3 separate regions of the Homo sapiens genome follow, and all the other regions are linked to region 2. A link is a loop called in an ENCODE intact Hi-C map of the cell type or tissue named here. Cell type or tissue: GM12878. All regions are shown on one strand. Each heading gives the region's core, and the rest is flanking DNA. Links, peaks and the distances in the headings are about the cores only. Region 1 overlaps ERP44 (endoplasmic reticulum protein 44). Region 2 overlaps ERP44 (endoplasmic reticulum protein 44). Region 3 overlaps MSANTD3 (Myb/SANT DNA binding domain containing 3).

The links. Hi-C counts contacts between places; a loop is a spot of excess contacts. Peaks named below come from ENCODE experiments on the same cell type or tissue, not always from the same donor. Only the 100,000 strongest peaks of a DNase experiment are listed, where the experiment ranks them.
Region 1: it touches region 2 in a loop (5-fold over the local background); 22 of 110 quality-filtered maps call a loop at or near these places.
Region 3: a loop joins it to region 2, with 4 times the contacts of the local background. A loop is called at or near these places in 11 of 110 quality-filtered maps.

What each region holds. Positions count from the first base shown.
Region 1 is chr9:100,080,725-100,089,150 of GRCh38, forward strand. The region is part of intron 1 of ERP44 (endoplasmic reticulum protein 44); the gene reads right to left. Among named protein-coding and RNA genes, the nearest start is that of ERP44, 14 kb to the right of the region's middle. RefSeq lists an enhancer at 3,238-3,317. In GM12878, for the core only: no CTCF peak of the experiment used is centred there; DNase peaks (open chromatin) are centred at 2,868, 3,567 and 4,187; H3K4me3 peaks cover 2,004 bases; H3K27ac peaks cover 3,489 bases.
Region 2 is chr9:100,023,902-100,032,327 of GRCh38, forward strand. The region is part of intron 4 of ERP44 (endoplasmic reticulum protein 44); the gene reads right to left. LOC105376176 (a long non-coding RNA gene) reads left to right here. Exons shown (of 3, transcript XR_001746547.2): 3 at 2,071-8,426. Among named protein-coding and RNA genes, the nearest start is that of ERP44, 71 kb to the right of the region's middle. In GM12878, for the core only: a CTCF peak has its summit at 4,408 (motif pointing right); a DNase peak (open chromatin) is centred at 4,440; H3K27ac peaks cover 1,317 bases.
Region 3 is chr9:100,434,055-100,442,480 of GRCh38, forward strand. MSANTD3 (Myb/SANT DNA binding domain containing 3) reads left to right here. Exons shown (of 3, transcript NM_080655.3): 2 at 7,852-8,302. The coding sequence starts at 7,885. MSANTD3-TMEFF1 (MSANTD3-TMEFF1 readthrough) reads left to right here and starts at 7,852. Exons shown (of 10, transcript NM_001198812.1): 1 at 7,852-8,302. The coding sequence starts at 7,885. In GM12878, for the core only: a CTCF peak has its summit at 3,999 (motif pointing left); a DNase peak (open chromatin) is centred at 3,998.

The sequences.
Region 1 (8,426 bases), core at 1,732-6,731, 57 kb after region 2:
TCATGTAGTGCCTCATTGGAAGATAAAGATGGAAGGTTAGGTTGGGGCAAGACTGTAAAGAGCTATGGAGTTGATCCTCCAATGAGCTGCCTTGCAAACGTGGGTACAGGAAACTAACATAATACAGCATCTTAATAAAGATGAGTATCCTGCCAGTATGTAGAATGACACACATTGAGGAATATAAGATTTAATTATAGTGATTACCAATATAAGAAAAAAAGCTTCCTATATATGAAAAGAACTACTTTTCAAAATAAACAAAAAACCTAGATTGCATAGTAAAATATATTTAGAAAAACTGAAAAAAAAATATGAAAATCAAGACTAAATACATCTATATCAGTAATTATAAAAGAATTTATATCAGTAATTATAAAAGGTTTAACTGATCTATTAAAAGTTTTCATAGTAGGTCACAGAGTAAAACCCAACTCTATTCTGAAAACAAGAGATATACCTATAAAAGATAGTAATTCCAACAGGTTGGAAATTAAAAAATAAATAAAATAATACTAGCAAATGCAAATAATGGAAAAGCTGGGGGATACCCATCTTTAGTTACTAAACAAAGTGGAATGGGGCCAAAAAGCATTTAATAAGACAAAAAGAAAAGGGCTCTTTCAAAAGCTAACAGCACAATTTACAATGACAGTGTAATAGTTGTAAACATCTATATGCGAAATAGCACAGCAGCAACATCTGTAAAGCAGAAATTATGGGAGATACAAGTAGAAAGAGAAATGAATCTGTAACATAAATTTTAATTTACTTCTCTCATTTCAATGACAGATCAAGTAAAAAAAAAACCATAAATATTAATAAAAATGACCTAAGTGAGATTTATTAATGTTAAATCTGATATAATCATCTCAATAGATGCTAAAAAGGTATTTGACAAAGTCCAACAGCATTCCTGATTTAAAATGCTAGTCACTTAACAGAAAAAATATACATCTGTCTCAGCCCAAAGCCATAATCACGTCTATTGGGGAAATACTAAAGGCATTATTACTAAATTTAGAACAAGACAGGAATGTCATTAAGAACACCATTATTTAACATTCATTTAACATTTTTGGAAGTACAAGACAAAGCAATTAGGAAAAACGTTGTAGGTATAAAAATGAGAAAGGAGGAGATAAAATTGCCACTCACTGCAAATCACATAACTGCATACATGACAACCAAAAACAAATTAACTAAAATAACACCACAAACAGTTAGAGACTGTGTATCAGAGTATAAGATTAATATACAAAATTAATAACATACACACACACAAAACAACTAGAGTATATAATAGAAGAGGAAAAAAGCCTATTTGTAATGCAACAAAAAAGGAACCAAATATCTAGGAATAAACAAAAAAATGTAAAAAAGCAAAAAAACTTTTAAATTATCCCAAAGGACATAAAAGGACACTTGAGCTTGTAGAAATATACACCACCTTCATGAACAGGAAACATCATAGAGCAGTCAAGCCTCCCTCAGTTAAAATATACATGCAATGTAATGAATAAAATACCAAAATGTTTTTTTAAACCAAAAAAGCCCATTCTAAAATATAAGCAGAAAACCACCATGGCACATGTATACCTATGTAACAAACCTGCACATTCAGCACATGTATCCCAGAACTTAGAGTGAAATATAAAAAATAATATATATATATATATATGCAGAAAAAAGGAACTGAAGATAAAGTCCACTAATAACCCCAAATAAAGACATGCTATACACCTCAAGTCAGAGAGAAAAGACAGGCACTTCAATAAACTGGTTTGGAACAACAGGCAGCCACCTGAAAAAACATATACAGTCGTCCATGGGTACCTACAGGAGATTGGTACCAGGACACTCCACCAAAATCCATGCATGCTCAGGACCCACAATTAGCCCTGTGGAACCCATAGATACAAAAAATTGGTCCTCCACATCCTCAGGCTTCGCATTCTATGAATACAGTATTTTAGATCTGCATTTGGCTGTGGACGTGAAACTTGCCAGATATGGAGGGCCTACTGTAGGAAAAAAAAAAAAAATCCACGTATAAGTAGATCCATGCAGTTCAAACCTATATTGTTCAAGGGGTTAACTGTATATTAAAAAGCATGCTCTAAATCCTCATGAGAATATATTTCAAATAAATATAAAGATTTACATATTTCCAATGAAACCACAAAAGTAGCCAAAGAAAATACATGAGAATTACTTTCAAATCTTGGAATGGAGAAGGAATTTCTAATTATGAATCATAACCCAAAGCCATAAAAGATTGATGAAACCACAAACACAAGCACACTTACTACACAAAACCACATAACAAATAATAGAAAGAATGAATAAACAAAAGAAAGAGAAAAGAAACTGAGAAAACATAAAAAGAATTTCCCTAAATTATAAAAAGCTCTGGAAATGGGTAAGGAAAAGACAACATCCCAATAAAAAAAAAGGTGAACAAAGATGATGAACATATAATGCTATTCACTGTAATATTATTTGTAATAGCAAAAGATTGGAAACAACCTGAATATTCATCAACTAGATAGTGGATAAATTACAATGCATCAATACAATGGAATTCTATGCCACTATGAAAATAAAAATAAGGACATTCTCTATGTACTAATGGAAAGACCTCCAAAATACATTATTAAAGGAAAAAAGCAAGGTGTATATAAAATAGACCACTGAAAGCCAGATAGGGGGGTTGATATCAGCTACAGCAAAAAATAAAAAGCCATGAGAAGGGTTGAAAGTACAATGAGTCAAAAAGTGTAAGACTTCAAACCTAGGTGACTGAGAACTGAAAGGGAAGACTATTTGAGAGAAAAGAATTTCTGTGCAGTCACAGATCTACTTCAATTTCACTAGTACATGCCTTGCTCCAGTCAATGGGAAAATAGCTGTCAGAAGATGAGACACCTTCTACCAATTAGCATGGGAAATTTGGAAATCGTGTTTGACTACCTTTTACACCCAGGACTAATGCATCAAGAAAGTAACACTGCCCAAGGCACTAATAAAAGCACTAACAGGCTCCTAGCTACTCCAATCTATAGAGATGCAAAAGTGAAATTGAATAGTGGTTATGAATTAAAATGACTGGCTATCAAGATGCAATAGGACGGGAGAAAAGCTCTAAGATAGTACATTAGAGAGTATCCACATTTATCTCCTTACGGTCTTCTGTCCCTTAAATGTAGATATTTTTCCCTTTTCCACCCCGTGAAAAAGCAAGAGAAAACAGTCAGATACAGAGGGAAAGACAGACGGACAGACAGATGGAACTACTGGAGCATAAAAGAACCAGAGAAAATAGCCTAACAGGGAAGAATGAGGTAGTTAACAGTAGGAAATGCTCTCAGAGTCTTACAGAAGACTTACCAAAGGATATTATAATTTGTAATTAGGAAGCTACTCCAACCTAGGGAATACATCACAGTCACTTAAAAAGTTAAATCATGTATGATAGCCTCCAGTATGTCAGACAACACGCTCTTCTATTTATAATCTTTCTAACTACAAACTTAAAAGTTTTCACAGATGCAAATCAAGCAAAACCACATTGACTCTGCCTGTCACCAACAGATAAAATTAGCCATCCCTTGTACAATGTGCCACTCTGGACTTATGCACAAGGGCATTAACAAACACCATTTCAGAACCTAAACATAAAGAGGATGACTGTGTATACTTTTAAATGATTTCCAACCAAACTTGTTTTGCTTTAATGGTATTGGTTTTAATTACCTAAAATATCTGACTGATATGAATTACTTCATTACCTGACAATGGGTTAATAAACTGATAATAATACAAGAGTTCATATTTCTCTTAAAAGAAATTGTGCCCTGAAGACACCCTTGTTGCTTCTTTAAACTAAAAACCATTTAAACAACCTGAATAAAAGTGCATTTAAAGATACCAAGAAAACATCTTTTATCCTATTTTTACAATATTCCAGAATATTTATTAACTAATACTTCAAAGTAATATTCAAAAATAAGTGACAGACTCTCCGAAAATCGTATCATACGGAACTATGGATAAAGCTCCCTGCTTATTTCCTTAAATACCACAATCCGTTTTGCATTAGAAGTAAGAGCTAAAGATAATCCAGAGACACTAGATACTACTGTAGAAAGGGGTATTCCCCAAATAAAGTAAGCTAAGAAAGGCATCAACCACAAAAAGCTAAGGCAACAAACACAACAGCCTTACCACAATTAACTAATTCAGTCATACTAGCCAGGTGGTTTATCTTGCCTCATGGTACAAATGAAGAAGAAAAACAGAACCCTCTGATTATTTTGCTACAGGATATTGGATACTTCTCAGAATTAAAAGCTATTAAAATTTACTGAGGGCTCGGTTATTATATATTTTAAAACACTTTTTTATTCAAGACAATAACTAGTGTGTATCAAGGAAGTCTTTATAATTTTACTTATCGTTGTAGAATGGAAAATACAATTTACCCTCCTCTTTTAACCAACTCTCCATCTTTCCAATGGTAGGTATATGTGTAACTATTAATGAGATCAGAAAAGCAAGACCATATAATGAACTTTTCTTTATCTCAAATTAAAATATCCATCATAATCAATCTTATCTGCCAACAGGTTCTCACCAAATACCTTCATTACAGTATCTAAACTTAAATAGATTTGTTAAATCCCCAGTTTCATCAAGTCTATAAACAGATTTAGCTTAAGGGCCAAAACTTACTAAAAGTAGTAAATACTACATATGCTTTTGTGTAAAAAAACTATACCCCCATGGAAGCAATATTCCAGACCACAGAACTATGATAACTATGGTGTACGTAAGTTAAGGTTACAGGAGCAAATGAAACTGCATAACTACCAATTTGAAATCTTCCACACTGGCTGGGTGCAGTGGCTCACGCCTGTAATCCCAGCACTTTGGGAGGCCGAGGCAGGTGGATCACCTGAGATCAGGAGTTCGAGACCAGCCTGGCCAACATGGTGAAACCTCGTCTCTACTAAAAATACAAAATTAGCTGGACATGGTGGCGCATGCCTGTAATCTCAGCTACTTGGGAGGCTGAGGTAGGAGAACTGCTTGAACCTGGGAGGCAGAAGTTGCAGTGAGCCAAGATCATGCCATTGCACTCTAGCCTGGGCAACAAGAGCGAAACTCTGTCTCAAAAACAAAACAAAAAATCTTCCACACTTAAACGGAATTTTTATTTTTTCATATTTTCAGTAATGAGAAATCTGCAGTATAATCTACTCTTTCCTTACTAAATTCAACTAGAGAAAGATTATATTTTTCTAAAGATTTGTCATCATTTTCCATATACCTAGTCAATTACAACAGTCAGAGATAATCTTTTTTGAATGATTTTGAATGTTCAAGGTAATAGAAACGATGTTTTTCTATGTAGTGCAAATGATACCTTTCAAACAGCAGGGCATAACGCATGTTTCCTCACTTTCATTTATACCACTTACAGGAATTTATTTGCTTTTGTATTAAAAGCTGAAATGCATATCAAGTTAGATTTTTATTTCTATCAATCATAATTATAGTTGTCACTATTTTGATAAGGCTATGTCATAACTTACCAAAGGAAAGAGACAAGTTAACAAATACTTTAAGAAACCACTAATATCTAGACTTGACTTTTAAAATTAAAAGCCTCACCCATTTACTCATTTCAGAGAGTCAAAAGATAACAATCACAGAAGGATGGTCAGCACAAGCACTATCCTTTTCTAAGGTGCTTTCTCCATTTCACAACGACTCCATTCACTTAACAACATTTCCTTCTCTACTATTACTTTACAAACAAGTATCTCCTACATGCCAGACATCATACAATGTCCTTTACATACATTATATCTCAATCTCACAATCTTGCAGAATTATTATTCCCACTTTTAGAAAAACTGATATTCAAAAAGATAAAGAAATTTGCCTACTATCACAACAGCTAAAAAGAGAGGGAGCTAGGAATGAAGCAGGTCTTTCCAGCTTCAAAGTCACTCTACCTTCTAGTACTCTCAGTTACCCCAGAAATCCAGACCATAGAACTACTTCCATAATTGATCAACTCTCCCTGAAAGGGAAATACATTGCACACCTAGCCTTCTGGGGAAAGAATCCACACAACAAACACATGTTTGAAGCATCCACAAATATTTTAATCTAACAGTATCTTCTATCAACAGTTTACAAACATGTATATTATCTCTTTAAATCATCATAGCAACTCTGAACGTGAAGTAGGAATTACATTATCCCTATTTTATAAATAAAAAAAAAAACTTTGCAGTCTCTGGCATACAGTAAAAGGGAGAATATTTATTAAATGAATAAGATTCAAATAAGCTAAGTGACGTGTCCAAATTAATGGCAGAACAGAATTCAAACCCTAATCTCCTTTAATTCTAAAACCAATGGACTATACGACAAAACACAACTCCCTCCATAAGCTTTTTTCAAAATAATATAACAAATTTATGTATAACACTAATTAAAATACAGTTATAAAACAGAGCTAAGCTGATAACTTATTCACTTAACAGTCACATTTTTAAGCTGTTTTTGTTGGCATAATGACAATGTAATTATTAGGATAAGAAGACCACAGACCACAAAGGCCGGAAGCTGGTCAAGTGAACTCATTACATCAGTGCACACAATTTTAATACCATTGGACAGACAACTTGAAAGTTTCAAAAAAAGGGTATCTATTTAGTCATTCATTCATTCACTCAGTCCCTCATCTTAACATTTATTGAACACCTATTATGTGGCAAAAACCAGGAGAGTTTAGTTTCTTATAATGCACTACAGACACATTCAGTCTCATTAGCTGCCCCAGAACTAAGCAGGAGAGGTCTTTATCTCTATCTGATATGTGAGAAAATGGAAACTCAGAAAGGTTAAATAACTTTTTGAAGTTACATGGTCAAGCTAGGAGTTATTTCCAAGTGGTAGAATACATCTAAGCATGTGGTATCTTTTCTTTCTATATTTCTATGAACCAGAAGTCTACCACTCTACATCAGGATTAAACAAAAAGAGCCCAATCTTATATTGTTCAAAATATACACATTACTATTAAAAATCCATACGCATATGCACAGAATAAAACCGAAAGGAAATACACTAAAATGTTATCAGTGGTTAGTGTACGCATTTTTTTCTTCATTATGCTTTTCTGTACCATGAAAGTGTTATCACTTTCGGGAATCAAAAAACACGTCAGGAAATCTTTTGGTTTAACATTTTAAGTTACTACAACAGTATTTTTCACACTGCAAGTTGGGACCCCTCCTGTAACAGAGAATCAAAACAACAAAGGCTACTCCCAACAGAGGCAAATGGGGCAAGGCTGAAGAGATCAATAATATCAGCCACCCAGTTAGGAAGTTCTTCCCTACTGAGTCAGATCAGCAATTTTTAAAAAATAAAATAAAGCACAGAATAGAAAAAGAAAAACAATTATCAGTAAACAACATACATAGTAAGGGCAAGTACACTTTTGCAAAATATGTTTTAACTAAATGACTTCATCTTCTAATATGCTGTATCTTATTCACTATATGACAATCACGCTGCTCTCCTTGCTATTTCTTGAATATGCCTGGGACACTCCCACATTAGGGGCTTTGCACTGACTAACGGCCCTGCCTGGAAGGCTCTTCTTCCAGGAAATCCAAATGACTAACTCCCTCACTTGCTTCAAGGCTCACCTGTCCCGTGATGCTTACAAACTACAACTCCCCTAATACACTCCTGATCCTTCTCACGTAAGCCCTACCTTTTCTTTTTCCACAGTACTTAAATTGTTATTAAGCATTTACTCTATAATAAGGCATTGTACAACAAACTGAGATCTAAGAATGAGAAAAGGGGATACCTTTCACCACTTTTTGTTTCATAAAATCATAATAGTAGCATGGAATAACACCACCACTTAGGAGTCAGACATAATACCAGTATTATTCCTCAGAAGTTAATAGGAAAATAGAGATGTTAAGAAGAAAGAAGGGTGGTGAGTAGCAGATCCAAGATTTGGGCCCAAATCCCTGATCCCTAAACTAAATATTCTTCTAAAAGTTTTCTCTTTAGTCTATATATATTCAAGCGATCATTAAGGGAAAGAAATACTTCGAATATTCCAGAAGATATCCTAAAACCAGAGTACAGGTACAAATAAACAAACTGGATGATTTCTGAAACAAATAAGATACATGCTTTAAAAATGTAGCACAGTCTTTACATTAGTCCCCTTTATCCAACCATGATCTGAAAACATTAAATGGAAAATTCCAGAAATAAACACTTTATAAGTTTTAAATTGCATGCAGTTCTAAGTAGTGTGATGAAGTCTCATACCATCTTGCTTCAAATTAGGTGGGATGTGAATCATCCTTTTGTCCAGC
Region 2 (8,426 bases), core at 1,387-6,386:
CCCAGAAGTTTGGGAGAATGAGGCGGGTGGATCACTTGAGGTCAGGAGTTTGAGACCAGCCTGGCCAACATGGCAAGACCTTGTCTCTACTAAAAATACAAAAATTAACCAGGCATGGTGGCACATGCCTGTAATCCCAGCTATCTGGTGGCTGAGGCACGAGAATCTCTTGAACCTGGGAGGAGGAGGCTGCAGTGAACCAAGATCGTGCCAGTGCACTCCAGACTGGGTGACAGAGTGAAACCCTGACTCAACAACAACAACAACAACAACAACAACAACAACAACAACAAAGTTACTATTTCTCTAAATGTCCATCAATAGGAGACTGGCTGAATAAAGTATGGTACCCATATAATGAAGTACTAGGCTGTAATATAAAGAAATAAAAAAGATCTCTGTTTGCTGCTAAGGAGCAATCTTCAAGACAAGTTAAAAAAAAAAAAAAGCCAGGTGCAGAAGAGTGTGTACAGGTCAAATATTTTGTGTAAGAAATAGGGAGAAGAAACTTGGGGAAGAAATATAAATACATATGTATATACATGCACACATATTTACATGTCTATATATGTTTGCTTATATAGTTGTCTCTCCTCTACCCACAAAAAAAAAACACCAATGGGAGAAAATGGAGAGGTCAGGGATGAATTCCCTGACTATACTTTGGTTTTATAGTTTTGACTTTGGAACCATGGAAATGTTTAACATTAAAACAAAATGAAATTTTAAAACAATTTAATACTGTCATTGTTATTTTGAAATTAAATACATACACATATATTACAGATAAAGCACATGAGTAATCATGCTAATGCCATTAAGAATCAAGATTTTCAGCATAAGGAAAACATATATAAAACTGAGTAATTAAGTAAAAACCCTATAATTTGAATTGGAAGTACTGGTATGACCTCATGTTGTTCTCTTTCAAAAAATATACTTCTAAGCTCCTTCCACTGATAGCTATTATCAGTAAGTTAATTCCAATAAGTTTGATGATTCACATAATTCCCATGAAAATATAACTAATCAAAACTGACACTAGAAGAAACAGAAGATATAAATGGTCCTAAAATTATTGCCAGGTACAGTGACACATGCCCATAGCCCCGGCTATGGTAAGATTGAGGCAGGAGGTTTGCTCGAGCCCAGGAGTTCAAGACTAGACTGGGAAACATAGAAAGACCCCATCTCAAAAAATAATCCTACAATTATTAAAGAACCCAAATCTAATTCAAAGCCTTTCCACAAAGAAAACTCCATTCCCACACATCTTCACCAGTAAATTCTACCAAACATTTAAGGAGCCAATAATGGCAATTTTACACAAACTATTCCAGAGAATACAAAAACAGGGAACACTTCCCAACTAGTTTTTGAGGTCAACGTAATCTTCACGGGAATCCTGACAAGAAAATTATGAGAAAAAAAAAGTATTTGTTAATCTTACTCAAGAATATAGATGCAAAACTTGAATAGAAATATTAACAAACTTAGCACTACATACAAAGGATAATACATCACAATAAAGCTGGATTTAGTCTAGCACTTCAGTTTAGATAAATATTTGAAAACCAATTAATGTACATCACAACACTGACAGAATGAAAGAGACAAATTTTGTTATCTCTCAAAAGCAGAAAAACATTTGATAAAAATCTATATTCATTCATGCTTAAACACTCTTAGCAAACTAGGAAGAGAACTTCCTTAATTGAAAAAAAGGATATTTAAATAAACAACTGACTTGTGATATACTAAAAGCTGATATAACAAACAACTGAAATGGTGATATACTAACAGCTTTCATGCTGAGATCAAAAAAGAAAAAAGATGCCTGCTATCACTTCTATATAATACTGATTTGGAGTTCTTGGTCAAAATAATAATAATAATAAAAGACTGTAAAGGAAGAAATGTCATTACTTGCAGGTGTTTTTATTGAGTTCACAGAAAATCCAAAAGGGAATCTACAAATGGATTTCCATTTTCAAGCAGGGTGTAGTGGGAAGCAAAAATGTGTTGGTCCTACTGCAACAACTAGAAAAAACTTTGTATCATATTTTTAAGATACCAGAAATCATGAAAACAATGAAGACTAAAGGAACTGACATTCCAGGAAAGGAAGAACCATTCCTAAGGTAAGCAAAGATCACTAGCCATTTTCTTTCTTATAGGTTTCCTGTGTAATTTGTTTTGGAAATTAAGCCTGCAGTTGCAGATTTAGGGCTGAGAATTATACCTGCATAGGCAAGAGAAATGTCTCCAGAGGACATCTGCTGAGTGCTGGGGTGATATACAAACCTGGGGAGTTGGGTCACAAAGACGAAAAATCTCCTATGGCCTCCTGGTACTTAGGAGACAACGTCTACTTTGGAAAGGACCTGCAACCCTGTATCAAGACCACATGCAGCCAAGACATTTGCCAGATTTTGAAGCCACAAAGATTAGGAAGCATCTAGACATTAAAAGAAAAACACGAATTTTTAAGACAGACAGGAAGAAAGGTACTTGTGACATGTACTAGAGACAACTGATTAATATTCAGAATATAAAAAGAATGAACTAAAAAAAGACTACCAAAAAGATAAGTGAGTTAAAGCTATCAGTTTATGAAAGAAACACAGATTGCCAATAAACTATTACATATGTTCAGTTGTAATCAGAAAGTTACAAATTAAAACTCCCAGATAACATTTTGTCTTTCATACTGGCAAAAAATCAGTAATAATAAAAATGTTTTAAACTAAAATTCAATAATATGAAACCCTGTGAAAGTAAAATATTCCTAGTAGGTTTCATTTAGGTCCAATATTCAATGTTAATAAAGGTAAACTAGCCTAGCTGGTGCCTACTTTGTCAACAAGAAGTCAAGTAATCTTTTTTAATACCCTAAGACTTTTTAATACCCAAAGGATCTGGCAGAGAGGATATGAGATGGACTCAGAAGCAAAGAAACTAGTCTAATACAAAACATATATTTTCCACCTGTGTCCTAAGTATCAGTATGAAAATGGACAGCAAGATGCACTATAGGAGACAATATAATGCTTTCAACTTTCTAAACTTGATGAATTAGGGGGCGCAATGAGAAAGTAGTGTGCTAACAGCAAGTATGCATAAACCAGGAGTAGAATAAATAAGGTTAGAGACGGACTCTAGAGGGTCTTAAGCACTAAGCTGATGGAGTTTGAATTTTATCCAGTGTTGTGATAAGCAGCCACTGAGCTGTAGAGCTGGGCTTTCAAAAAATTCACCTGGAAGTAGTAGAGAACCAGGGAGACTAGTACTGTAATAGTTGTGGCAAAAATCACAAGAGTCTATTAACAAACATTACAATCTTTAGGTTGCTTTAAAATTCTGGTTACAGAGAGAAAAAGATTTAAAATATTTGAAAACTATTATGGGATTAGATATTCATTTGCTTCATTCTCAAACAACATCCTGGCAGCAGGTATGCTGCATAATGCAGTGGCGTTTAATTATTAAGAAGCAAAAACCTTAAAATTACATTGATCAGTAATCTCAGACATAATGCTTTTTTTTTTATTTTACAAGCTTTGGCCAAAAGTGATTTTAAGATAATTAGAATGTGACACTTTGACAATATAACAAAAAATGACTTAAGGGGTATAATAAATGGGTTTTTAAAATTAACTGGATAGATCAAATGTTAAAATGGATGTCAGAGGAATTATAAATCCCAGAAGGTTAACAGCTCACTGATTGGAAAATTAGCATATATTTTTGCTCCAATGGTCACTTACTTTTCCTTGATGGGTCCTGCCTGCCTGCCTCACTAATACCCAGCAGGGTTCCAAATGGGGAAATTGCCTCATACTCGTTTCAGCAACGTCTCTCCCTGCAATGGTTATCCATGGCAGAAAATACAAAGAGGCAGATCATTTCAACAGGAAAGTCTTATTGTTCTTCTGGTTCCAGGAGAAGGACCACTGCTGCCTATGTACTTCTTCCCATTCCCAAACTGCACCCCTCAAAACAAACAAAAAAACCCCAAAAAGACAAACATCCCCAAAAAACAAAACAAAATACCTCAACAGAAAACTAATAAGCAAAGCCTAGAAGTTCACTCAGAACTCAGGCTTAACTGCTCATCCAAATTCTGTTCTATGCACATAAAGTCTTCACTTCATATTTTCTTGTTCTTACTATGATATTTATATATAGTTCCTATAAAAAGCTTCTCAATTTCCAATAAGTAAGGTTCGAGTTGCACTGGAAGACAGGTAAGAGTAACTCAGGTATATGGGTGCATGTGCTACCTAATCAAGGACAATTACAAAGTACTTTCCTAAAAACACAAGTGTGGGTCTGTTCTGCACTGACCAGCAAGCATATGAATGCCTCTTGCTTAGTGCCATACAGCCTAAGGCCACTGGAGGTCAGCAGAGAACCTGGTCCCACCAGGGGCTGACTGATGGGACTTTCTAGATTCAAGGCAGCAAGCATGACCACCAAGGAGAATAATGAATTACGCTCCTGAATTCCCCAAATGATAAGACTGCAGAAGATAAGATGTGAAGCAAGTTGAAGCAAGGCCATGTTTTAATTGTGTGCATATGTACATGCATGTGTACATGTGTGTCTATGTGTGTTTCGAAATTTTGGAAAGCAGACAGTTACAAAGAAGAAAACAAGAACCACTTCCAACCACCACTGGAGAAAACCACTATTAACATTTTGGCTTATATTTTGGTAACTTTGAAGAAAAGTTGCTTAACTAGCAGAGATATATTTCAATTCAGAAAAAATAAACTCTGAGGTTAGTCAAATAGTAAAGTGATAGCATCAATACTTGCAGAATGGGTTTTAGCAGCTTGGAAGAAATTCCTAGAGAGAGTAGAGCATTACCAATACTCTTAATGGCATGGAGGCCAATACTGTGTAAAAAAACAAAAACAAAAACAAAAAACTCGACTCAGTTGAGAAATGATGCACAAGAGTCAGACTCTAGTTTCAGAATAACTTGAACAAATTTATTTTCCTTTTAAGGCACACACAATAATGACAGAATTTTTAAAATCTATTTCTGAGTCTAAAATAGTTTTCACAATAGGTATAAAAAAATTCTAAGTGTCCCTATCTCTCACCATAAACAAAAATCAACTCAAGATGGATTAAAGACATAAATCTAAGACCCGAAACTATAAAACCAGTAGAAGAAAACATAGGGGAAATGCTTTAGCACATTGGTCTGTGCAAAGATTTTTATGGATACTGCTTTAAATGCACAGGCAAAAAAAAAAGCAAAAATAGACAAATGGGATTTTATCAAACTAAAAAGCTTCTGTAGGGCAAGGGAAACACTCAACAGAGTGAAGAGGCAACCTGAGAATTAGTGGAAATATCTGTAAACTAATCATCTGATAAGGGATTAACATCCAGAATATACAAGCAACAACAACGACAACAAAATCCTATTTTAAAAAGGACATGGCATCTCAACAAACATTTCTCAAAAGACATACAAATGGCCAAAAAGCATGTGAAAAAAAATTGTCAGTTTCACTAATCATGTGGTTACATACAAATCGAAACCACAATGAGATATCATTTCACCCCAGTTAGAATGGCTATTAACAAAAATGTGAAAATAATTAATACTGCAGAGGATTTGGAGAAAGGGAAACATTCACATGTTGTTGATGAGACAGTAACGTAGCACAGCCACTATGGAAGACAAAATGGAGGTTCCTCAAAACCTAAAAATAGAACTACCACATGATCTAGCAATTCCATTACTGTGTATTTATCCAAAGAAAAGGAAATCAGTATAGCAAGGACATATCTGCACCACCGTGTTTACTGCAGCACTATTTACAATAGTCAAAATATGAAATCAACCTAAGTGGCCATCAACAGATGAATGGATAAAGAAAATGTGGGGCCGGGTGCGGTGGCTCATGCCTGTAATCCCAGCACTTTGGGAGACCGAGGCGGGCAGATCATGAGGTCAAGAGATTGAGACCATCCTGGCCAACATGGCGAAACCCCGTCTCTACTAAAAATACAAAAATTAGCCGGGCGTGGTGGTGCGCACCTGTAGTTCCAGCTACTCAGGAGGCTGAGGCGGGAGAATCACTTGAACCCAGAAGGCAGAGGTTGCAGTAAGCCGAGATCATGCCACTGCACTCCAGCCTGGCAACAGAGCGAGACTCAGTCTCAAAAACAAAGAAAAAAGAAAATGTGGTACATATACACAATAAAATACAACTCAGGGCTGCTCTGCCTATGGAGTAGCCATTCTTTTATTCCCTTACTTTCCTAATAAACTTGCTTTCACTTTACTCTATGGATTCACATCAAATTCTTTCTTGAGATCCAAGAATCTTCTCTAGGGGTCTGGATCAGGACTCCTTTCTGGTAATATCCTCCTGGTGAACCATGGAGGGACGATATTGAGGAAACCCCCAACCCAAAAGGAAACAGACTGCAGCACCAAATGGCCAACTCTGGGTAAGTAGTGGGGTATCCGGGTAAAGGATGGGATTGGGTTAGAGGCCCAACTGAGGGGAGTTAGAGTGTCTCCTAAAAAAGAGTGGGTTAAAGGCCCCTCTTAATAAAAGGCAAGGACATCTGGTGGAACTTGGGTTCAAGGCCCAGCTTAGGATGGTTAGAATACTTCCTAAAATTTAGGGAGTTAGAGGCCCCACTCAGTAAAGTTCCTCTCAGCTATGAATGGATTTGGCATTATGGGGAGTTAACCACTATTCTCTTTGGATTAATCTGCCTTGTACTCTTCGCTGACAGCTGTGGGTGACAGGATTAGGCATGTACAGGATCACTGGACATGGAGAGCCTTTTTTCTCCCCAAAAGGGGAAACTTGAAAGCTGGTGAGACTGTTGGAAAACCCCTTTGCAACTGACAAGTGACCGCCTGAACTTTTGATTGAGTGTCACTGCAATAAGTAGGTCTTTCTCTGGCCTCCCTGAGCACCTTGCCTTCCCCACCTTGCTGCAGGCAATGAATGCTTTTCTCCCTTTCCTATCCTCTGTGCCCTGAGACCACATGACAGCAGAGGTTGGATTAAAGATGACAGGGCCCATCTGAGGGCAAGTTTGAACCTTGCCAATTCCATATTGCATACTAAGCAGAGTGGCTACTGTAGCGAATCTGGTGTACTTTGTGCTGCAACTTTGTCTTTCTACATTGCTCTGTCATAAAGAAGAATACCTTTATGGACAGAACACGGGCTTAGGATCCCATAAGCCCAGGTTCAAGCCAGCCTGGAAAACTGGTTAATTACAGACTTTGCTGCAAGTACCTGAAAAAAAAAAATGCTGAAGTTTCCTTCTCATTTTGTTCTATGTCTTTGGGAGCTTGACCTTGTAAGAATGGGTCAGTACTTTCTGTTGGTCTCTGCCATCCAGGGAACAGGAGTTTTGGGGTCCATGTCATAGTTTGCTCAAAAAATTATCTTAAGCCATTAAAAGCCTTTGCAAGCTCAAAACTGACTGCTCTAGCCTCCTTCAGGGAAGAGCAATAGAAACTGTCCAATGCTGTAGCTTAGTAGCTAAGGCTTTGTCTTTTCACAATGGTGGCACAGGTTGAGGGTTCAATTCCTGGCTTAGGGAATAAGTCCTTTCTGGTTTGATATCTGTAAGACCTTTATCATTTGTTGACTCCCTCCCTCTCCACGAACCATCTTGAATTTTCCTTTCTCTGAGCACCTTGGAGGTTACCTTTGGTAAAGTTCAAAACCCAGAAATACTGGTCATTTGGCCTGGCTAAAGTCAGATAATAAGAAATTTAAAAGAACTGTTTTTTTTTAAGAGTGCTATGGTTAAAAGTTAGCTTAATTAAAAGCAGATATTCAAGCTCTAACAGCCTGGGATTCCCTGGGAAAAACAGAGGAGGCACGACAGACCCTGTTTTGGGAAAAACCTCTGTTTTCCTCATGAAACCCTAGAAATTAGAAATAGCTAAGATTCCTCTCAAAATCTAAGGTTCTGTTCTGTTTTGCATTATGTTATCTGACGTTTTTGACTTTGGAAGGTATCAGAAATTACTTTGAATTATGAGAGAACTACTTAAGAAATGTATTTTTGGGCATGCTTAATGGCAGTTATAGTTTAATACTTGACTCTGCACTTTTGGATTAGAGAAGCATGCTCTTGGCCCCCTAGAAGGTATGAAAATGTCCTCACACCCCACTGAGAGATAAGACTCCCATGGGAGATGGGCTGGCTCCCTCTTTTTTTTGGGATCCAGGATCTGGTATAAAAATGGGACCCTTAATTTGGGGGATCTATTTTGCATTCCAGCTATGCCCGCTTATTAGGCTGTAGAAACTGCACACTTCCCTGGCCCTGTTCCTCCAGGGCTCCACCCTGAAGCCAGTAATCCAATTAAAAAACTGGGAAGTAAAAAATCTTACAACTACTAGATCTTCTGTGTATTTATA
Region 3 (8,426 bases), core at 1,118-6,117, 410 kb after region 2:
GGACTCTGATGTCCTCATAGGTCTGTGATCTCCTTGATCTTAAGGAATACCATTCTCTCTGATGCCTGCACAAAGTAGGTGTTTGGTTAATCCTCATATATCCTACCTGCCTCTGCTTTCTGTTGATCCCCTACCCTACTGTGGACACATATACATCCTGCTCATTTCTTCCTTTGAAACAGTCTTTGGCTGGGTGTGGTGGCTCACACCTGTAATCCTAATCCCAACACTGGGAGGCTGAGGCAGGCTGATCACCTGAGGTCAGGAGTTTGAGATCAGCCTGGCCAACATAGAGTGAAACCCCATCTTTTCTAAAAGTACAAAAATCAGCTGAGTGTGGTGATGGGTGCCTGTAATCCTAGCTACTTGGGAAGCTGAAGCAGGAGTATTGTTTGAACCCAGGAGGCGGAGGTTGCAGTGAGCCGAGATCACGCCACTCTACTCCAGCCTGGGCGACAGAGCTAGACTCTGTCTCTCAAAAAAGAAAGAAACAGTCTTTGGTGTATACTTCCTCCTTTCCAATAACATTGTCCCCACTCAGAGTCCAGGCCTTCTCTTATCAATTATTTATCTGATGATCTTCTTCAACTCTCTCCATTCATATCCTATACATTCTTAAAGATCTAGCTCAAATGTCCTCTTGTTCATGAAGAATGCAAGTGAACCTCTTCCCTCTTCTTCATGCTCAAGGTGCTTTGTCCTCTCTTCTGGTGTCTGTTTCAGCGTGCCTCTCATTTTAGTTGTCAGTTTGTGCATGTCAGCGCTCTTTCTAGGCTGGAGGGTTCAGCCTGTCCTTGTATCTCCCACATACTCTAGAACAGTGCTGAGCCTTTGGCAGGAGTTCATTACATATTTGTTGAATTGTGTGTGTATGAAATAAAGAGCCAATAACTTGTTATATATACACACACACCATACACACACACACACACACACGTGCGCACACACACAGTATTATTCTACTTTTGGAAGCAGTTTAATATGGGTGGGAAGAGTAGAAAGAACTAAAATTGATTGAAGCTGTAGTCTGTGTTTCTTTATTCACGTTGCAGGACTTTTGCGCAGAGGGAATGAGGCAGGGCCGGGATAGCGGGGGAGTAACTCCATTTCACAGATGAAGCATTAGAGGTTGATTGACTTGCCCAAAGTCACACGGTTGGGTGAGGGGTAAAGTCAGGATTTGAGCCCGGGTTTTCTGCATCCAGTGTCTTGGTTCATTTCACCTCACTTTAAGATCAGCAGTCTATTAATGTCCTGAAGTCTGATTTTCCAGTGCCATAGCTCTTCAGTCATGGTACCCATTCTGAGTATTAACTTCAAAGAACTCCCCTTTCCACAAAGAGCAAGAGATGTGAAATCTTGACAAGTTTCTCTGTCTTTGCTCAAACTTTAGGACTTAGTTTCACCCTTGGTGGACTTAAAAATCACTAGATGGTATATTAGTCTTCTCAGGCTACCATAATAAAATACCACAGATTGTGTGGTTGAAACAACAGAAATTGGATTCTTGCAGTTCTAGAGGCTGAGAAGGCCAAGATCAAGGTGTTGGCAAGTTAGATTTCATCCTGAGATCTCTTCTGTTGGCTTGTAGGTGGTGGCCATCTTGCTGTGTGCCATCTTGCTGTGTTCTTACATGACCTCCTCTTTGTAAGCCATTGAGGGTAGCAGGGCACGCCAGCTTCCTGGTGTCTCTACTTATCAAGGCACTAACCCCACTGGACCAGGGCCCCATACTTATGTCCTTATTTAACCTTAATTGCTTCCTCAGATGCCCAGTCCCCAAATACAACCACTAGGGAATTAGGGCTTCAACATATGGATCTTGGGAGGACACAGACATTTAGTCCATAAACAGATGAATTTTTGTTTTAAGTTGGATAGTAAATGTATGCATTACAGTATTCTGGTGGTTTAGTCAATGTTAGTGTTTTGGAAATTGTGCTAATTGTTTCCTTCTTGTTCTTCTATGGGTGTTGGAATTGTGCCTTTTAATTTAGGCCTATCTATGGGTCTTTGCCTAGCCCAAGGGGAACTTCTGTTGCATCTGGATTTTGCTATTTTATTTGACCATTTCTACTTTAATGCAGCTTTTTTTCATTAAGAGATGGGGTCTCACTGTGTTGTCCAGGCTGAAGTGGGGTGACTGTTCACAGGCACAATCATAGCTCACTGTAGCCTCTAACTCCTTGGCCCAAGTGATCACCCTGCCTCAGCCTCCCAAGGAGCTGGGACTACAGGCACACCACCATACCCAGCTAATGCAGCCTTTAGTGTACTGTTTTGTCATGTATGATGCTGTGTGCATGGTGGGCTGTTTTATGCCTATATCAAAATATCTGCATTTATGAAATGTTTACTGAGCGCCTACTTTGTGAGGGTCACTGGGCTGCTTGTTGCCCTACAACCATGCATAAGAATGGATCATATACTGTCTAGCAGAACAGCAGACACAAGAGATAATGGCTCCTGAGCAGAATTGGGGACAGGGAAGTCCAGTCTATCCCTAATAAAAGTTGATGCGGCAGGGAACGCTTTTTATGTTGTCATTTATAAACAATTATGGACAATTGATGAATAGTTTTAAACAAGAGTATCCTTTCTAGCCTCAAAGTTTCTATTAATAAGCATTAATAAGCTTTGCTGGAGAGACCTCTTTGGGAAGTATTTGTTTTTGTGCTCAAGCGGAATGCCAGCATTCCCCGGAGGCATGGACCATGTTAAAGCTCCAAAAGATCTCCACAGTTACCTTTCAAACATACAGTCTTTTTGAGACAGAGTCTCACTCTGTTGCCCAGGCTGGAGTGCAATGGCTCGACTTTGGCTCACTGCAACCTCCGCCTCCCAGGTTCAAATGATTCTCCTGCCTCAGCCTCCTGAGTAGCTGGGATTACAGGCACCTGCTACCACGCCTGGCTAATTTTTTTATTTTTAGTAGAGATGGGGTTTCGCCTTATTGGCCAGGCTGGTCTTGAACTCCTGACCTCAGGTGATCCACCTGCCTCGGCCTCCCAAAGTGCTGGGATTACAGGTGTGAACCACCATGCCTGGCCCAAACATACAGTCTTACTGGATCAAGGGCGGAAATTATTTCAGAGCTCTGGTTAGAGTGAGGAAGGTACACGTGGGAGGATTATGGGCCCTAAGTTTGAAATCGAGAGGAGGTGATGGAGGGAGGGAAATGAGTGGGGGAAGAGCCAACAGATGGAGACACACTCCACCTAAATTGCCCTACCCTGGGCCCTTTCCCGGCTGATGATTAGAGTGTTAATGCCCATACTTTGAGGAGGGGAATAGAGGCTATCACTAGGTCTGAAACAAGAGAGCTAAGCAGAGCAGAGAGGAGCATGAGCATTGGAGTAAGTCAGACCACTTACTATTTTGTGACCAGAGTAAGTTACTGAGCCACAGTTTTCTTATCTGGGAAATGGGAATGGTAATTGGTTAAGGGAGATAAACAGCCTATTTCACAAGGCTGTTGAAAATCCATAAGGAACCTTTGGGGTACATTGCCTTGTATCAGAATCCCTTTATAGCCAGGCAGAATGCAACCGCAAGGCCCAGTGAGGCCTGCTGTTCTACAAAATTAAGCAAAGTAAATTGGTAACTTTGGATTTACTTAGCTAGTGATTAAATAACAGTTTAGTTAATAGGCTATTAATGGTCCCCAGGTGTTGGTAATTCTGAGCATTTGCTTTTAAGAGCAGTCGTATAATTTCTTCTGGTACTTTATATATGTAAATTTATATATACATGCATATGTATATGTATTTTTAACAGAAAACATTGAAGTATAACAAACTGTGCTCTCAGAGGCTATTTTTGGGAGGGTTAAATGATATTGTGCATATTAAACATTTGTTACGCCTACAGTAAGGGCTCAATACAAGTTATCTGCTATTATATTATTGCTATCATTATTATTACTCTGAGACTCAACTGGCCACATGTAGGGCAAGAACCTTTGTGAAATTTAGACTCCCCACAAGTCCACCACCACCTAGTGGCAGCTAGAGGTACTGCACACATCTTGAGGAAGAATTACATTGCTTGGAATTAATTCCATGTAATTTCAGTCCCACCAAGGATCACAGGACCTTTGTTCAGAGTGTGGCTTACTTACCTCAGAGCTGAAATTCATATATCATTAATCAATGAAGTGACATTTTTTACTTCCACAGTTGGCACAGAATAAAAAAACAAAATAGGGAGATGGACATGCTCATGTGCTGTTAATAGAAATGTAATTGGTGCAACATTTTACAAGGACAAGTTGGGGATATAACATAAGTCTTAAGTGTTTTTATCTTTTGGTGGAGAAGTCCTAGGAATTTATCTTGAAGAACTAAAATAGAAAAAAGAGATTTATTTAGAAAGTGTGTGTGTGTGTGTGTACACACACATATAATGTATATGTAAAAGAGCATTACATATAACAACAAAATGGGGAGTAATCCTTTTTTCATTTGTGAATCAGAGTTCTTAATCCTTACAGCAGCAATTCTTAGAAGTGGGGAAAGTTGGCATATTGACATCTGGAGCAGAGACATTGAGGTTAGGGAATTGGATCAGAATCTGCTGTGTAAGCTGTGTAATTTAAGAACAGGCAGTGTACCTATTGATTTCCTAACAAAAACTACAGAAAGTTAAGCTGGACATAGACATCTTGGCAGATAGAGATAATACAGAAGAGAGATATTGTACAGGGTGTATGTTAATAAATTTCAGTTTGGGGAACATTGATTCATAGGGAATAAAAGTATGGGTGAAGGTAAAAAATTAATTTGGGACCTTTGAGGAAGAAGGAGCCTGGATTGGGTATCATTGTATGGATATTAGAGCAACATGATCAAAACAGAAGCATGGGAATTTAGCATTATAGGGACACATCCCCAAAGATAAATGTCCGCTCATTTAGCTTTGCTCAGGATCTGAGGGCCAAACCACCTTTGACATGTGTCCGAACCTCCCAGTGTCTGATACCTGATGTGTCCAGTATGAATGTAGAGCAGGGTACCTGGTATTTGGAGATACGGATTACCCTCGTACTTCATTCTATTAATAACAACTTTTAGGATGAGGCAGTGCGTAGTGAGAGACCGTGATCAGGTTCTGTCACCCTCATGTAAAGACCACACTCCTTGGCGTCAATTTGAAGGGTCTCTGATCTGGCCCAGTCCTCTCCAGCCTCAGTCAAACAGATTTCAGCCATTCACAACTACAGAAACCCCTTCCCAGGCATAGTGCGTGAGTAGCCGGCTTGAAATAGTGTGATTCAAAATTAGTGTACTGTAAACTTAAAAGTCACAGCCTCCCCTGCTTAATTTTTTATTATGGAATTTTAAAACATAACAAAGGTTGAGAAAATAATGAATCCTTGTGTACATATGACCTTTGATTTCAAATTATTCCATTTTTGGCTTGTGGGGCTCTTTTCAAGTTGGTTCCTAATTTTTTTTTTTTTAATTTTTTTTTCGAGACAGAGTCTTGCTCTGTCATCCAGGCTGGAGTGCAGTGGCGCGATCTCAGCTCACTGCAAGCTCCGCCCCCCGGGGTCAAGCAATTCTCCTGCCTCAGCCTCCCGAATAGCTGGGACTACAGGCGTCTGCCACCACTCCCAGCTAATTTTTTTTTTTTTTTTGTAATTTTAGTAGAGACGGGGTTTCACTGTGTTAGCCAGGATGGTCTCCATCTCCTGACCTCGTGATCCGCCCGCCTCAGCCTCCCAAAGTCCTGGGATTACAGGTGTGAGCCATTACGCCTGCCCAGTTCCTAATTTTTTGACATGATTGGTCAGTTTTAAATGGACTGCCTCATCAGTATCTTGATGCATGCCTGTTACTCTGAGAAATCAGAGGCTTGGAGAATGTAAGAAGGACTGGGAATACGTAGGCCCTTCCCAACTAGGGGAACGATAATGCTTACTTTATTGCCGCAGTCAGTGTTGCTTAGCTACATTTTTGCCGTAACATATTTGAGAGGTTAATTTTATAGGAAGCTTTCTGTGATTGAAAGATATGGGAATAGCGTGCAGTCCTAAAACACACATAGGTTTCATACACTTCACTGGAAGAAGACATTCACTAAGCACCTGTTGTGTGAAACATGCTGACCCGGCACTGTAGAGGATGACAAAGTGACTTATGGGAATCATGGTTGAATCATTTGGAGTGACCCAAGGCAAGAGGCCGAGAAACAGCTGTGGAATGATTCTAAGAATACCAGACTCCTAGGGCAGTCCAAGCTCTGGACTTTCTATGTCACCATCTTTGTGATCTTGTGCAATCCACTTCACCTTTCTGACCCTTTCTTCTCTCAGCTGGAAAGAGACTTGAGGAATGTAAAGAGGGACACTGGACTCAGTCTCTTAAGTGCCTAGGCCCTTTCACATCTGAAATTACATACATTGTTTACTTAGGATTTTAAAAAACAGCCCGCATACCTGAAGGATCACAGACTCCAACCCCTCATTTTAAAGATGAAAAAACTGAGGTTGCCATTGCTCCAGGTACATGCCACAGAGTGATGAAAACGTCAAATTTTTTTTTTTTTTTTTTTGAGACAGTGTCTCCTTTGTCATCCAGGCTGGAGTGCGGTGGTGCAAACATGGCTCACTGTAGCCTCGACCTCCTGGGCTCAAGCAGTCCTCCTACCTCAGCCTCCCAAGTAGCTGGGATTACAGGTGCATGCCACCACACCTGGCTATTTTTTTTTCTTCTTTTTCTTCCCTTTTTTTTTTTTTTTTTTTTTTTTTTTAGAGACAGGGTTTTGCCTTGTTGCCCATGCTAGTCTCGAACTCCTGGGCTCAAGCAATTTACCTACCTCAGCCTCCCAAAGTGCTGGGATTACAGGTGTGAGCCACTGTGCCCGGCTGTACATCTTTTTTTTTTTTTTTTTTTTTTGAGATGGAGTCTCACTCTGTCACCCAGGCTGGATTGCAGTGGCACGATCTTGGCTCACTGCAACCTCCACCTCCCGGGTTCAAGTAGTTCTCCTGCCTCAGCCTCCTGACTAGCTGGGATTACAGGCGCACGCCACCACGCCCAGCTAATTTTTGTATTTTTAGTAGAGATGGGGTTTCACCATGCTGGTCAGGCTGGTCTGGAACTCCTGACCTCGTGGTCCGCCTGCCTCAGCCTCCCACATCATATTTTATATTTGAGTACACGGTGGCTTCTTTTGTCCTCAGCTGTGACAAAAGTTTTGGAAAGCTGTTTAGTTCTAAAACTGGCTAACATGATTTGGGGGAATAATCAGTTCCCTAATATTAAAGAAAAATCAATTAACAAATCAGAGTCTAGGCCGGGCGTGGTGGCTCACGCCTGTAATCCCAGCACTTTGGGAGGCCGAGGCAGGCAGATCACTTGAGGTCAGTAGTTCGAGACCAGCCTGCCCAACATGGTGAAACCCTGTCTCTACCAAAACTACAAAAAAAAAATTAGCCGGGCGTGGTGACAGGCACCTGTAATCCCAGCTACTCAGGAGGCTGAGGCAGGAGAATTGCCTGAACCCGGGAGGTGGAGGTTGCAGTGAGCTCAGGTCGTGCCACTGCACTCCAGCCTGGGTGACAAGAGCGAGACTCCGTTTCAAAAAAAAAATGTTCAACTTTTCTTTTTTTGCTGTTATATACCAGATAGTCACAGTATAGCCACAACAATCCACTTTGAAATAAAACCCCATTCCTAGTACATTTCTAAATATTCTCCAGAGTCCTGAATATCATAATTCAACCTTAATGGAAAAGAAAGTACTGTATTTCAGACAAGGGAATCAAGTCAGGAATTAAGCTTCAGTGATTTATAGGCATTGTTTTTGCTGGAGTTGGTAATCATTGCTTCAAACTTCCTTTTACAGGATAGCTAGCGGCCAGGAGAAATACAGTGGAAAATGCAAAACAACGAAATTATAAAGCCTGCCAAATACTTCTCAGAATTGGAAAAGAGCATCCTGCTGGCTTTAGTAGAAAAGTATAAATATGTGCTGGAATGTAAGAAAAGTGATGCGCGAACTATTGCCCTTAAGCAGCGTACCTGGCAGGCGCTGGCCCACGAATACAACTCTCAGCCCAGCGTGTCCCTGCGGGATTTCAAACAGCTGAAGAAGTGCTGGGAGAACATCAAGGCTCGGACCAAAAAAATTATGGCCCATGAAAGGAGAGAGAAAGTGAAACGGAGCGTCAGCCCTCTCCTGAGTACCCACGTCCTAGGGAAGGAGAAGATCGCCAGCATGCTGCCGGAGCAGCTCTACTTCCTGCAGAGCCCCCCGGAGGAGGAGCCCGAATACCACCCCGACGCCTCAGCCCAAGGTATCCGTTCCTGATGCCAGTGTGCACGCTCTCACTGGGTATCTGTTTGACATTTTAATTTTAAAACCCTCCACTTTGAGGGAACTTCTAAAAATGAAACTTTTGTATCAAATCCAATTTTCCT